Linked DNA regions of Homo sapiens: all the other regions are linked to region 3. Evidence: chromatin contacts called from ENCODE Hi-C or POLR2A ChIA-PET data. All regions are on one chromosome and are shown on one strand. The core of a region is the stretch at or near the end of the contact, and the rest is flanking DNA. Distances in the headings are between cores, read along the strand shown.

Region 1 (2,700 bases), core at 39-2,538, 400 kb before region 3:
CAAAAAGAAGTCTTATAAACTTCTAAGCTACATCCTTAATTATTAGTTTCTATAACACAGAATATGGAGTGCAATTGACCCAAAGAAAGATCAGGGATCTCCCAACTTATTAGTAAGGGTCTCTCCTGTGATCCAGAAGTTTTAGCCAAAGCTATCTTCTGGAAGTTTAATTCAGGTTTATGTATGATCCTCTACCTTCTGTTGTACTTGACAACCCCTTTTTCTCGGCTCAGTGGAAATGGAAATGGAATTGCTTATTCATTGTTATCTGGAAAAATCTCCTAGCTTATGTATACACTTTTATTTCATTTTATTTATTTATTTTATTTTATTTGAAACGAAGTCTCGCTCTGTTGCCCAGGCTGGAGTGTAGTGGCGTTATCTTGGCTCATTGCAACCTCCGCCTCCCAGGTTCAAGCAATTCTCCCACCTCAGCCTCCTGAGTAGCTAGGATTATAGGCGTGCAACGCCACACCTGGCTAATTTTTTGTATTTTTAGTAGAGACAGGGTTTCACCATGTTAGCCAGGCTGGTTTCAAACTCCTGACCTCAGGTGATCCACCCGCCTCGGCCTCCCAAAGTGCTGGGATTACAGGCGTGAGCCACCACGCCCTGTATATACATTTAATTCGTTTTCTGCCTCACGTTCCCTAAGTAAATTATCCTCAGTTCCTTGAGTCAGCTTCGAAAATCAATGCTCTCTTGTCCTGGATTTTAAATAAATCAGAGTGTGATAACAAAGAAATGACCTTCTAAAGCTGTAGAATGCCTTTGTCTTCCGTGCGGTGCCTCACGCCTGTAATCCCAGCACTTTGCGAGGCCGAGGCGGGCGGATCACGAGGTCAGGAGATGGAGATCATCCTGGCTAACATGGTGAAACGCCGTGTCTACTAAAAATACTAAAAATTAGCCGGGCGTGGTGGCGGGCGCCTGTAGTCCCAGCTACTTGGGAGGCTGAGGCAGGAGAATGCCGTGAACCCGGGAGGCGGAGCTTGTGGTGAGTCGAGATCGGGCCATCGCGTTCCAGCCTGGGTGACAGAGCAAGACTCTGTCTCAAAAAAAAGAAAAAAAAGAAAAAAAAAAAGAATGCCTTTGTCTTTTCACAAAGCAAACATTTTTCTTCTACGAATAAAGGTTGCTTTCCTTTAAAAGGATTGAATGCTGAAGCATCCCGAGCAGCTACATTAGTTTCCTGTGTTATGTAACAAATAGCATATGTTTCTAATCTCGCCATGTCTGTGGGCCAGGAGTCCAGGCACAGCGTAGCTGGACCCTCAGCCGTGCAAGTCAGGAGCTGCATACCAGATGTCAGCTGAGTTGCATCTCATTTGAAGGCTCCACTGGGAGAGAGCTGGCTTCAGAGCTTGCTTTGGATTGGCAGAATTCATTTCCTTGTAGAGGGGTTGTGTTTCTTGTTGACTATTGGCTGGAGGCTGCACTCAGCTTCTAGAGGCTTCCCATAGTGTTTTGCCATGTGGGCTTCTTCAACATGGCCGCCGACTCAAGCCGGCAAGGAGAATCCCTAGTGTGAATCTGCTGGCACAATGGAGTTTCAGATAACGCAATAAAATCACAGGAATGACATCTCATCACTGTTGCTGTATTCTGTGGGTTAGAAACCTGTCATCCCATACTCAAGAAGAGTGAACGCCAGAAGGCAGGTATCATTAACAGGGGTCACCCTAGGGTCTACCCACTAGAGCAGCCTTTAATCCTTTCTGTATGGAGATGGAGAGTATGTGATTAAACATATTAATGAACAAAAGCAAACCTATCTTTCATTATTTATTTTACGTTTTTTTTTTTGAGACAGAGTCTCGCCCTGTCACCCAGGCTGGAGTGCAGTGGTGTGATCTCGGCTCACTGCAACCTCTGCCTCCCAGGTTCAAGCGATTCTCCTGCCTCAGCCTCCTGAGCAGCTGGGATTATAGGCACGTGCCACCACGCCTGGCTAACTTTTGAATTTTTAGTAGAGACCAGGTTTCACCATGTTGGCCAGGCCTGTCTTGAACTCCTGACCTCAAATGACCTGCCCACCCTGGCCTCTCAAAGTGCTGGGATTATAGGCGTAAGCCACCACGCCCGGCCTTCATTATTTTACATTATCTTTTTCTCTATTCATAGCTCCTCCCCAAAACAGTTTTATAATTATTTATTGCAGTATAACAAACCATCCCCTCAAATAAAACAGCAACTATTTTATTTGCTTCTTAGGCTGTGGTTCAGCAATTTGGCTGCGCTTATTCCTATGGTCTCTCATGGGGTCACTCATATGACTGTAGTCAAACTGCAGCTTGACTTGAGCTAGTTGGTTTGATGTGGCCTCACTCACAGGTATGGGAATTGGTGTTGGCTATAATCTATGCCACATGTCTTCAGCAGGATGACCCAGTCTTTTTCAAATGGCATCTGGCTTCCAAGAGGAAGAGAAGATGCAGGGTTCAGAAGTGATACAGTATTACTTGTGCCACATTCTATTGGTCAAAGTAAGCCCAAGTTACCCCCAGATTCAATGAGTGGACAAATAGATGCCATCTCTTTTCCTTTCTAGAATTATGCAAAGTTCAAACCTGAGAGCACTTTGATTTACCCTATAACTATCACAAAATATTATTCTTCGTATACAAAATGATATACTAACTGGTTAGAAATATAATGGTATTTAATGTTTATCATTGTTAAAAGTAGTTCATTAATCTT
Region 2 (2,700 bases), core at 98-2,597, 490 kb before region 3:
CTGTGGTGAAAAGCCCCTCCAAGAGGACTGACATCAGAGCTTCCTTACTCCTGGCCCAAGGGGATATGTTTTTCTTTCTTAATTTTTTGCAGCTGTAGCTCAAAGGATAATTTTTGTTTGTTTTCACTAGAATGAAGAAGATGTTTGCTTCATAGTCTTGAATAGAAAAGAAGGCTCAGGTCTGGGATTCAGTGTGGCAGGAGGGACAGATGTGGAGCCAAAATCAATCACGGTAAGTGACAGAGTCATTAGGCTCTCAGGAAAATCCCCCCTCAAGCAGCCTCAGAATGTGATCAGGGCACAAATTCCAATCAGCGGGTTCAGAGATTGCTGGATTTCATTCCCAGCTACCAACATAAAAAGGGAGAAGTGGGAGAAGTAGTACGTAAGGTTTTCGTTGACAAAAGACAAGCATTTTTAACACAGAGCTGACATGTATAGGCCATTTCCAATCCCTATAAACACAATTCGCTATAGCCTTATAATTTACCTCCATATTTTAAGCAGTAGAAAACATTAGAATCAACTGGCCAAACTTGTGTTTATACAATTACTCCCGTCTCAAAAAGTCACTCAAAATTTTACATCATTCAAAAGCCTTCAGGACCATCCAGAGGGTCACCTTCACTGCACGAGCCCAGGCCTCATTCATCTTCGTATTCCCATTGCCTCCTGGATGCCAGGCCCATGTCAGACACTAAAAAGGAGTTAAAAAAAAATGTGTGGAGACACTGGCATTGACATTTGTGTTCCATCCCCCGCACTGAATGTATGTTTTTTTTTATAAAGCAAGTGTCTACCTTAGAAAGTTCCTTTACTACAAGACCCGGCACGGTGGCTCACGCCTGTAATCCCAGCACTTTGGGAGGTCGAGGCGGGTGGATCACCTGAGGTCAGGAGTTTGAGACCAGCATGGCCAACATGGTGAAACCCTGTCCGTCTCTCCTAACAATACAAAAATTAACTTGGCATAGTGGTGTGTGCCTATAATCCCAGCTACTCAGGAGGCTGAGGCAGGAGAATCGCTTGAACCCGGGAGGCTGAGATTGCACCACTGTACTCCAGCCTGGGTGACACAGCGAGACTCCCTCTCAAAAAATAAAAATAAAAAAGGAAGGTTCCTTTACTACAGATACGCAGTTAGTTACTATCTCCCTTTTACCGGAAATCGTAAGTGGATCTGGTTTTTGTTCCCTTTTCCTTTCCTCATCCCAGGTCCACAGGGTGTTTTCTCAGGGGGCGGCTTCTCAGGAAGGGACTATGAACCGAGGGGATTTCCTTCTGTCAGTCAACGGCGCCTCACTGGCTGGCTTAGCCCACGGGAATGTCCTGAAGGTTCTGCACCAGGCACAGCTGCACAAAGATGCCCTCGTGGTCATCAAGAAAGGGATGGATCAGCCCAGGCCCTCTGCCCGGCAGGAGCCTCCCACAGCCAATGGGAAGGGTTTGCTGTCCAGAAAGACCATCCCCCTGGAGCCTGGCATTGGTAAGATGATCATTTCAACAACCAGCAGGCTGTGAGCTACTGCAGAAAGAGGAGATTCTGGTTGAACATGAAGGAAAATAACAGCTAACTAACTTCTAGATCTGAAAAATTAAATGTAGCGAAGTCTAGTGTGTTTGGATGCTGCTTACAAAAGCAGTGTTACAAATAAATTAGAAAAAAATTAGAAAATTAGAAAAATCCCCCCAGTAGTTCAAGCTGTACTGTGGAAGATTTAAAATGACTGCAGAACAGTTTCCCTAAGTGTCCTAAGAAGGAATCTCTTACATTCACAGCCTCTTGTTAGGACTGGTAAGGAAAACAGGAAACTACGTGACGGGGCGAGCAGTGTTGAAGGAGAAATTCCAGAACTAAGATTTATCCTTGGGAAACAGCAAGGTTGTATTCTTTCCTGGTTTAGAAGAAAAGAAGGAAATGAGGGGGCAAGAGTATTTTGTGTCTGAAAACAGAAATTGCAGCCTTAGTCAACCAAGAAGAACTCACTGGAAGAGGTTTAGAAACAGATTTTCTACGTTCCGTCCATATTCAGAGCCTCAGAACCACGTGCAGCGTCTGTTTCTGCAGTGCGAGCTGTTTAATGCCCTGTTAAGTACTGCAGATGTCTGGAGTGCCGTGCATCTTGGCATTCAGGGGTGACGTCTTTTTTTATTCGAGAGGGCAAAGCAGAGGGTATGGGTTAGGCAGTGCCTTCTGGGAGGGGCCTTTTGTTCCTTCTCCACATCTCTCCCTGATAAGGGTAGCTGGATTCCTTTCTACAACTTGGCTTCCTTGTGGCCTGAGCTGTTTGTAGTCCTTGCTGAAAATGGCTCCGATTCCATTTAACAAATGAGAAACACTTCTTGTCCAGATGCCTCCATGGTCCCCAGTCTTCCTTCTGTGTCATTTCACTTTCCCTCTTCCAGAGGGCTGAGGCCCTCCTCAATACAGGGAAACACCTTGGTCATCAGATCTTGTCATGCTTGCCTTTGCCCCAAAACTGTCTCGACCACTTGGTGGACTTTCAGTGGGATCCTTGTAAACTGTCAAAGGAAACCACTTCATCCTCACAGCTGCCAGTTTTTAAGCCTCGTGAACTCAGATCTGGATGGTCCTTCTGTCATTTATAATCAATCACTCAGTATTCCTGCAGCAACTTCAGGGCCTCTGGTCTTGAAGCAGACCCTGCAGAGCAATCAATCAAACGCTGAGCGCCTGGA
Region 3 (2,700 bases), core at 73-2,572:
CTCGGATTACAGGGGTGAGCCACCGCGCCTGATGTCAGTGTTTATTTTCATGGCTTCTTTTATTTCATTATGATGGAGAGTTTCACAACAAACTAAGGGATTAGTTTGTATTTTTGTCAGCATTTAATCCTTTAAAAGTCAGGTAATTCTAGAAAGGGACGTGTGGGGGATGCTTTCACGTTTAGTGTTCAGACTTTGATTCCATCCGCTGTGTTCTTTGCGTCTCAACCCCATTACACATTCCGCTCCCAGCTTTAATGTTTGCAGGGAATATATAACTCTCTTCTCCTATAAGGGTGGGATGGGTGGGAACCACAGGTCTAACTGCTCCATATGTAGATCCAAACACTCCTCCCTTTCTGCAACCCACTGCCCTTCCTTAGCCTCTGTGGCATCTCCGATGTGCAATTCTGAGCTTCGACAGGATTCCATCCTCTACTTTGTAAAATCCCATACCATTCCTCTACCTGAGGCAGGAAAATAGGGTCTGGAGGGAGAGAACATAAGGACAATTCACGCTTCAGCTGTAACAGGAAATATCCTCTCCATAGGGCGTTAACTTTGGTTTCCTCGTCTATAAAATGGAGAGAACAGTCATTTCTGCTTTGGAACATGCTTGTTAGGATGAGTAATGTAAATTGCCTCCTGCAGCGTCTGACACGTAGTGGGTGCTTGATAAATCTTTGTTAATAGATATGCCTTTATATTGATTCTTAGCTGTAGGAAGTATTCATTCAAATACATATTCAAATAATCTTTTAGCTATATTCCTGCTTGTATATGGATTCCTCTTGCCTTCTGTGAACTCCCTTACATCTCCAGGACTTCAATACAGGAATAAGGAGTACTCCAAAGATTTCTTGCACTTTCTGGAATTAAACGCTGTGACTTTAGCTTCCTTCCTTTGGATTTTAGGAGGCAGAGGCATGTATTGAGGTGGGTGAAGTGGGGTAGGAAGACCATTTCTGGGAAAATGGGCCAGAGTATTGATCTTTTTCATTATGACCCCTTCGCTTCATTAGAGTAAACATTTATTGAACAAACGCAAAGCTTGGCGCTTGTCACTCATGTTTTATTGGCGTTTTCCTTTTTTTTAATTTTTTTTTAAGCTATCTCCTACAGGAAGGATATTAGCTCTTTCATTCTCTCAAGGGTCAGATGTAATCTTCCAACATCTGACTTTCGCGTCACCCATTTAGGAAGAGACGCGGTCCCTTTAAGGCCCTGGAAAGGGTCTAAGTGTTGGTTTCTGTGGGGAGGCCACGCCCCATCACGTGACCGCAGCCCCAGCGCGGCGGGGCCGGCGTCTCCTGGCTGCCGTCACTTCCGGTTCTCTGTCAGTCGCGAGCGAACGACCAAGAGGGTGTTCGACTGCTAGAGCCGAGCGAAGCGTGAGTGCGCGGGACCCCCTACCCCTACTCCTCGGGGCCCCCACCCTCCCAGCCGGGCCGTGAGCTGCCTTCGGCCCTCCACTCCTCTCGCCGGCAATGGCCGCGGGAAATGGCGGCTCTGCCTTACCTCCCCCTTCCCCTCGGCGTCCCCGGCCCCCTTCTCCGTTTCTGACTCCACGCCTGACGCGCTGTGGGCCCTTCCGCGGTAGACTCCTGTCCCCGGGGAGCCGAGTCGAGGCGGCGGGCGCTGCGGCCCGGGGCGGTAGATTGAGGGCGGCCGGGGAGTGAGGAGTCGCGGGGAGAGAGTCGCGGCGTCCCCGGGACAATGCGGCGGCGGCCTGCCTAGGTGGGGCGCGTGCGGTTACCTACTCTTCCCCCGCCCCTCGCCCTGAGCGGGGCGCTCTGGAGACTGGGAGAGCGGATGCGGGCGGGAGGGGGCCGGGGGAAGAACGGCTGATGTGCAGGGGGAGGGAACGCTTCGAGAGAAGAAAATGGCGCTTGGTGCAAATCCCGCCCCTTCCCACGCCGTCTTCTCCGCACTTCGCCGCCTCCCACGCCCCCTCCGACCAACCTGTCTCCCCTCGCCCGAGCGGCTGCTAGCCACGGGGTTCTAGCGGCTTGCTGGGGCCGCGCGACCCCTTCCCTGGTCTTGTGCTTGTCACCTTCCTGTTATACCGAAGTCGTGTGCCCTTCAGTCCTGGTTCATTTTCACCTCGTTTTTTTCTGATCTTTCCCTCAATCAGCAAAGGCTGAAGATTTCGTTTCTCTTTTTAAAGTTGCGTTTTGTATAAATTCTACAATAGTGGTTTCAGTATCAGTTACTTGAATTACAAGCTGCTTCTCCCCCCACCCCCACATTGGAACAGGCTCATTAAGGTAAATATATATTTGTTAAAAGTTTAGAGGCTGGTTTTAGTTACCGTTACCTTTCTTCTCCAGTGGACTTCTTTGGGTTGAGTACCAGGTGGTTCTTTGAAAAATTCTTAGGCCCCCAGGCAGTTTTTGATAACAGACGGTAGTTATGATCGACAGTTTCAAAGTGAAAAATTATGTTCAATTTAATTACCTTTTTAAAAAATATCTTTTTGTCGTATTAATTAGCATAAAAAACTTAACTAAATTGATTTTAGAGATGAGGTTGCAAAATGGAGCAGAAACAGGAAAAACGGATAAAACGTGGTCATGAACATTGCTTTTCCCTTCTGAATTTACCCTTGAAGACATTACCAGTTAAAATCAGATTGAGCTTTTTGAATTTAATGGCTAGGATTGGGGTGGCCCACTTCTTTTTCCTTGACCTCCTATTTTG
Region 4 (2,700 bases), core at 195-2,694, 300 kb before region 3:
CATCCAGGTATGGTAGTACACACCTGAAGTCCCAGGTACCTGGGAGGCTGAGGTGAAAAGATCACTTGAGGCCAGGAGGTCAAGGCTGCAGTGAGCCATGACTGCACCACTGCATTCCAGCCTGAGAAACAGAGCAAAACCGTGTCTCAAAAAAAAAAGTTACTAACCAAGGATCTGCAAGCTCCATTGAACTCAGAGCCTACATTCTTCGCTGCTATGTACCAATTCTAACAAACATGGTCTCCAGTTTCCCATTGCAAAAGAGAAAATCAATGTAGCATCCATTGCTTGTAAAGGAAACTCTTACCACAAAACTGATCAGAACAAATAAGAAAAATTCCGTTAGGAGAACTACTTCACATTCAAGGATCTGCCACACACAGCAGCATTCCCCAAACTTTTGGAGCTAGGTGTTGGTTTCACGGAAGACAATTTTTCCACGGACCTGGCAGGGGGGCAGGGGATGATTTTGGGATGAAACTGTTCTACCTCAGGTCATTAGACATTACTTAGATTCTCATAGGGAGCGTGCAACCTGGATCTCTTGCATGTGCAGTTCACAATAGGGTTCATGCTCCTATAAGAATCTAATGCCGCCACTGATCCCACAGGAGGTGGAACTCAGGAGGTAATCCTTGCTGCCCCCTACTCCTACATTCAACTCCTGCAGTGCTGGCACAGACTAGTACCAGTCCGCAGTCTAGGGGCTGGGGACATACAGGACAAAAGCACATGGATGTTAAAGTCAACTACCACTCTTGAGGACTTGCTGAGAGGCAGCCTGGTGGTATTTACTTCACTGGTTCTTGAAAAGTCAATTCTTTGGACTCTTACCAAGTTCACATTCAGAGTGCACATCATCTCAAATGTGTGATGATCCTGGGGCACCTTAGGAGAGGTAGAAAAAGGGTAGGGCCCTGCCAGAAAGATCTTGAAAAGAACTAGGGTGTGTGGGGGTACAATGAAGCTCTCATAGGTCAAAATGCTTATAAATGCTCCTATCAGCTTTAAATCAAAAACTGAAATTGTTGTTCTCAGATTAATTTTATCCAGCCAGAGGGACAAACTCTAAGAAGCAACATCTCTAAAGGTTCCAAAACAATTTCTTTCCATTGCATTTGACACAGTGCTAAAAGGACATAACACAGACATTTCATTTCCTAAAAGCTGCCCTACTTTTCTAGAATGAACACTTAATACTCATTTTTTTCCAGCTAAGTAGAAAATCTGAGGGAGAAAAATGAATTTGCATCTACATATTAGGTAGGTATCCATGTATATCTTAAAACAAAATTTTTTTAAGTAGAAAGTTGTATTTTTTATACAGCATAGTACTAATAATTTAAGTTTTTGTCTTTCTCTATGTTTCTCCAATATTTTCTCTGTGCATGTACTAAAAACAGAAAGAATACCGACCTGGGGCCACAGTCCAAATATGGCTCTGGCATCCACAGATGTGACTTTGGTCTTGTCATTTAAACTGACTGAGTGTCAGTTTCAGTTTCCTCCGATATACTAAAATGGAAACAATACTACCTAGTATGAGAGCTTTAAGAGATACATACATAACTTCGGTGACACAGGTACTTGGTCATGTAATTTGTTATAGTTGTTGGGGGTAGCAGGATCTGTGCTTCTGCTTGATTTCCTTTCATGAGTAAACAAAGAGTAGGGGAATTATTCAAGAATCTCTCGGCAGGGTGTGGTGGCTCACACCAGTAATCACAGCACTTTGGGAGGCTGAGGTGGGTGGATCACTTGAGGCCAGGAGTTTGAGAACAGCCTGGCCAACATGGTAAAACCACGTCTCTACTGAAAATACAAAAATTGGCAGGATGCGGCAGCATGTGCCTGTAATCCCAGCTACTCGGGAGGCTGAGGCACGAAAATAGCTTGAACCCGGGAGGTGGAGGTTGCAGTGAGCTGAGATCGTGCCACTGCACTCCAGCCTGGGCAACAGAAGGAGACTCTATCATTAAAAAAAAAAAAAAAACAAAAAAAACTGTTACATGAGACTAGTAACTTCTACTTTTCTCCCAATCTTGTTTCCCATATTAAACTAAATTGACTCTACTCAGGCTCACAATTCTTTTTTCTGTGGATCAGGAATTCCTGAAATTAGCAACACTGAAGTTGGCCCTAAATCTGTAAGACTTTAACTACATTAGGAATATCTGAAGCCAGGGTAAAGGAAATAGCATTTTTCTATTAATAGGATTTATCTTCTAGCAGCACACCATGATTTATGTCTGGTCATTATGCATCTTATCTTTTGCAATAGAAAGCACTTTGAACCCTCTGCAAGACCAAAAAAGTAGACCAATGGCTTTCTTAAGAAACCACATCTGGGCCGGGCGTGGTGGCTCATGCCTGTAATCCCAGCACTCTGGGAGGCTGGGGCGGGTGGATCACAAAGTCAGGAGTTCGAGACCAGCCTGACCAACGTGCTGAAACCCCGTCTCTACTGAAAATATAAAAATTAGCCAGGCATGGTGATGCATGCCTATAATCCCAGCTACTCAGGAGGCTGAGGCAGGAGAGTCACTTGAACCTGGGAGGTGGAGGCTGCAGTGAGCTGAGATCATACCATTGCACTCCAGCCTGGGAGACAGTGCGAGACTCCGTCTCAAAAAAAAAAAAAAGAGACCACATCCGAGAGGAAGGACCTGCTTGGGCATGCACACACAAAAAAGCTTTCTC
Region 5 (2,741 bases), core at 161-2,660, 320 kb before region 3:
AAAAACAGCATCCTTTAACTTCACAGAGCTGTAGGTTGCAGAAACTCACATTAACCAAATGATGATACAAAATAACAACAAACTTGCCATTGCAGGAAGCGCTGTGAAGAGGGGCAGACAGTGCAATGAAAACTCACAAGGACACCTGACTTAGCCTTGGGAAAGCTTGCAACTTAAGTGGTACCTGGGGCTGGGCATAGTGGCTCAAGCCTGTAATCCCAGCACTTTGGGAGGCTGAGGCAGGCGGATCACTTGAGGTCAGGAGTTCAAGACCAGCCTGGCCAACATGGTGAAACCCCGTCTCTACCAAAAATACAAAAATTAGCTGGGCGTGGTGGCGCATGCCTGTAATCCCAGATACTTGGGAGGCTGAGGCAGGAGAATCGCTTGAACCTGGGAGGCGGAGGTTGCAGTGAGCCGAGATCACACCACTGCACTCCAGCCTGGGTGACAGAGTGAGACTCAGTCTCCCAAAAAAAAAAAAAAAAAAAGCGGTACCTGGGGTAAGATCCGACTGATGAAGTGGAGTTAATTATACTTGTGCAGCTAGAAGCAAAAAGGACTTCCAGACAGGAGCCTGTGGGTAAGACCTGTGGCAGGGAGGTCAGTATGGCCAGAGGGGTGGGACACAAAGCTGCAGTCAAACCATGAAGGGCCTTGAGAGTGCTTGTTGAGGGCTCTGTTCTATACCAAGAACAGCGGGAAGCCACTGAAGCCAGGGACAAGTGCCATGAGATGCATGTGGAGTAGCCTGCTTGGCATGCGACATGGAGAATGGATGCTGGGGCACCAGTGGATGGGGGAGACCACGGAGCAGCGACTACAGTGGTCTGGAGTGAAACAAACCACAGCTTTTCCTGTATATTTCTGACATGCTAACACCTATGCAAATGCCAACTGATTAGTATGTGGCAGGATTTTTTTTAAAAACAATTCTGGGAACTTATGTTAGTATCAACATCTTATTACAAACTATCATCTCCTAGGAGCAGGGGTTTCTAACTTCTTTCTGAGCAAGAGCTAGCTTTATCCTTTCAAGCTTTAAAACCAGGAAAGAGAAAAGAACAGGGTGTGGCTGACAATGAGGTTCTTGGTGGGGGTCAGGACCCTGGCAGGCCCTTCCCCACTGCCACCACAGCTCACACTGTGAAGGCACTGCAGGGCGGGGGGGAGGGGGACCAGTGGCAGCAACCTGATAAATACTGAGAGTGATCAGAATCAAAACTGATTACTGAAGAGGCCTATCAGAACCATGATACAAAGAGCTCTACAAAAATACAAAGTTGTATGAATCTGTTAGCAGGGTGTTAGGGAGTATGTTCCAAAATGATAACATTCAAGTTTCTGAAAACAGATTATACAGTCATGCTTTAAAAATGTAGGTCAGCCAGGCGCAGTGGCTCACGCGTGTAATCCCAGCACTTTGGGAGGCTGAGGCAGGCAGATCACTTGAGGTCAGGAGTTCAAGACCAGCCTGGCCAACATTGTGAAACCCCATCTCTACTAAAAATACAAAAATTAGTGGGGCGTGGTGGCAGGCGCCTGTAATCCCAGCTACTCAAGAGGCTGAGGCAGGAGAATCACTTGAACCCAGGAGGCAGAGGTTGCGGTGAGCCGAGATAGCACCACTGCACTTCAGCCTGGGTGACAGAGTGAGACTCAGTCTCAAAAAAACATGTAGGTCAGATCATGTCTGCTTCTACTCAGCCTCCCTCTCACTGTCCTCCCATCAAAGTCTCTGGGCCCATCATCTCCCACTCCTCTCCCTAGCTTGCTCCTCCCCCATCCCTGGGCACCTTGCTGTTCCTCCCCCAGGCCTTTGCTCTTACTCCTCCCTCCACCTGGAATGCTCCTCCCTCGGGTGTCCTCTGACTCAAGCTTTCACTTCCTTTACGACTATGCTTACAAGCCACCATGCAAAACCTTACTTCCACCATGTAAAACCTTCCTGACCAACCCTCCCACCATCACCTCCAGCACTCCCTAACCATGTGCTGGATCTGATTTTCTCCATAGCACTTATCTATTAACATGCTATAATTTACTTCTTTATTCTACCATCATCTTCCTCCCTCCAGAATGATAGCTCCAAGAGGGCAGAGGTTTTCAGGTGCCCTGTTGACTGCTGCCATCTCTAATAGCTAGGACACTGCCAAGCAAATGGAAGGCAGTCAAAAATTTTTGGTGAATGAATAAAAGAAGTGCTCAATAAAAGGGAAGAAAAAGGCCGGGCGCAATGGCTCACACCTGTAATCCCAGCACTTTGGGAGGCCGAGGCGGGCAGATCACAAGGTCAGGAGATCAAGACCATCCTGGCTAACAGGGTGAAACCCTGTCTCTACTAAAAACACAAAAAATTAGCCAGGCGTGGCGGCAGGTGCCTGTAGTCCAAGCTACTCAGGAGGCTGAGGCAGGAGAATGGCGTGAACCCAGGAGGCGGAGCTTACAGTGGACCGAGATCACGCCACTGCACTCCAGCCTGGGGGACAGAGAGAGACCCCATCTTAAAATGAATAATAAATAAGTACATAATAAAAAGCTAGTATTGATGTGGAGGAAGAAACTCTCATACACTGTTGGTAGGAATATAAAATGGAACAGTCTCTGTGAAAAAGTCTGTGAGTGCCTCAAAAGGGTAAACACAAATTTCCACAGGATCTGGCAGTCCACTTCTAGGTAATATACCCAAGAAAAATAAAAACATACATCTACACAAAAATTTATAATTGAATGTTCATATC

The links. A loop is a pair of places that touch in the nucleus more often than their neighbours do. ChIA-PET counts read pairs that join two places held with the same protein, here RNA polymerase II (POLR2A). Pooled maps may share reads with other maps.
Region 1: POLR2A ChIA-PET joins it to region 3 with 17 read pairs in AG04450. The contact joins the enhancer-like site here to the promoter of SUB1 in region 3. POLR2A ChIA-PET finds 5 or more read pairs at or near these places in 2 of 52 experiments (AG04450 and SK-N-SH).
Region 2: a map of endothelial cell of umbilical vein shows a loop between it and region 3 (4-fold over the local background). The contact joins the enhancer-like site here to the promoter of SUB1 in region 3. A Hi-C loop is called at or near these places in 3 of 168 maps with a recorded cell type or tissue (cardiac septum, endothelial cell of umbilical vein and heart right ventricle) and 5 of 50 pooled maps. POLR2A ChIA-PET finds 5 or more read pairs at or near these places in 2 of 52 experiments (PC-9 and activated T-cell).
Region 4: a pooled map shows a loop between it and region 3 (8-fold over the local background). The contact joins the enhancer-like site here to the promoter of SUB1 in region 3. A Hi-C loop is called at or near these places in 1 of 168 maps with a recorded cell type or tissue (endothelial cell of umbilical vein), 9 of 37 single-sample maps with no recorded cell type and 10 of 50 pooled maps. POLR2A ChIA-PET finds 5 or more read pairs at or near these places in 6 of 52 experiments (H1, IMR-90, activated B cell and 3 more).
Region 5: a pooled map shows a loop between it and region 3 (2.0-fold over the local background). The contact joins the enhancer-like site here to the promoter of SUB1 in region 3. A Hi-C loop is called at or near these places in 1 of 168 maps with a recorded cell type or tissue (endothelial cell of umbilical vein) and 4 of 50 pooled maps. POLR2A ChIA-PET finds 5 or more read pairs at or near these places in 3 of 52 experiments (H1, K562 and activated CD4-positive, alpha-beta T cell).

The regions. Positions count from the first base shown.
Region 1 is chr5:32,189,008-32,191,707 of GRCh38, forward strand. No RefSeq gene overlaps it. Among named protein-coding and RNA genes, the nearest start is that of GOLPH3, 16 kb to the left of the region's middle. Within about 2 kb of position 1,289, at least 2 of the 41 ENCODE cell types and tissues checked have a DNase peak (open chromatin) inside an H3K27ac peak, as active enhancers do.
Region 2 is chr5:32,097,149-32,099,848 of GRCh38, forward strand. PDZD2 (PDZ domain containing 2) reads left to right here. Exons shown (of 25, transcript NM_178140.4): 22 at 131-232; 23 at 1,216-1,486. It overlaps LOC105374711 (a long non-coding RNA gene), which reads right to left. Exons shown (of 4, transcript XR_007058716.1): 3 at 1,163-2,700; 4 at 1-697. Among named protein-coding and RNA genes, the nearest start is that of GOLPH3, 76 kb to the right of the region's middle. RefSeq lists an enhancer at 556-1,755. Within about 2 kb of position 1,348, at least 7 of the 41 ENCODE cell types and tissues checked have a DNase peak (open chromatin) inside an H3K27ac peak, as active enhancers do; they include endothelial cell of umbilical vein, where a contact is called at or near this core.
Region 3 is chr5:32,584,235-32,586,934 of GRCh38, forward strand. It overlaps SUB1 (SUB1 regulator of transcription), which reads left to right and starts at 1,323. Exons shown (of 5, transcript NM_006713.4): 1 at 1,323-1,391. RefSeq lists silencers at 1,497-1,596, 1,637-1,906.
Region 4 is chr5:32,279,272-32,281,971 of GRCh38, forward strand. The region is part of intron 1 of MTMR12 (myotubularin related protein 12); the gene reads right to left. Among named protein-coding and RNA genes, the nearest start is that of MTMR12, 32 kb to the right of the region's middle. RefSeq lists enhancers at 1,395-1,444, 1,465-1,574. Within about 2 kb of position 1,445, at least 5 of the 41 ENCODE cell types and tissues checked have a DNase peak (open chromatin) inside an H3K27ac peak, as active enhancers do.
Region 5 is chr5:32,259,566-32,262,306 of GRCh38, forward strand. All of the region lies in intron 7 of MTMR12 (myotubularin related protein 12), which reads right to left. Among named protein-coding and RNA genes, the nearest start is that of MTMR12, 52 kb to the right of the region's middle. RefSeq lists an enhancer at 1,755-1,854. Within about 2 kb of position 1,411, at least 6 of the 41 ENCODE cell types and tissues checked have a DNase peak (open chromatin) inside an H3K27ac peak, as active enhancers do.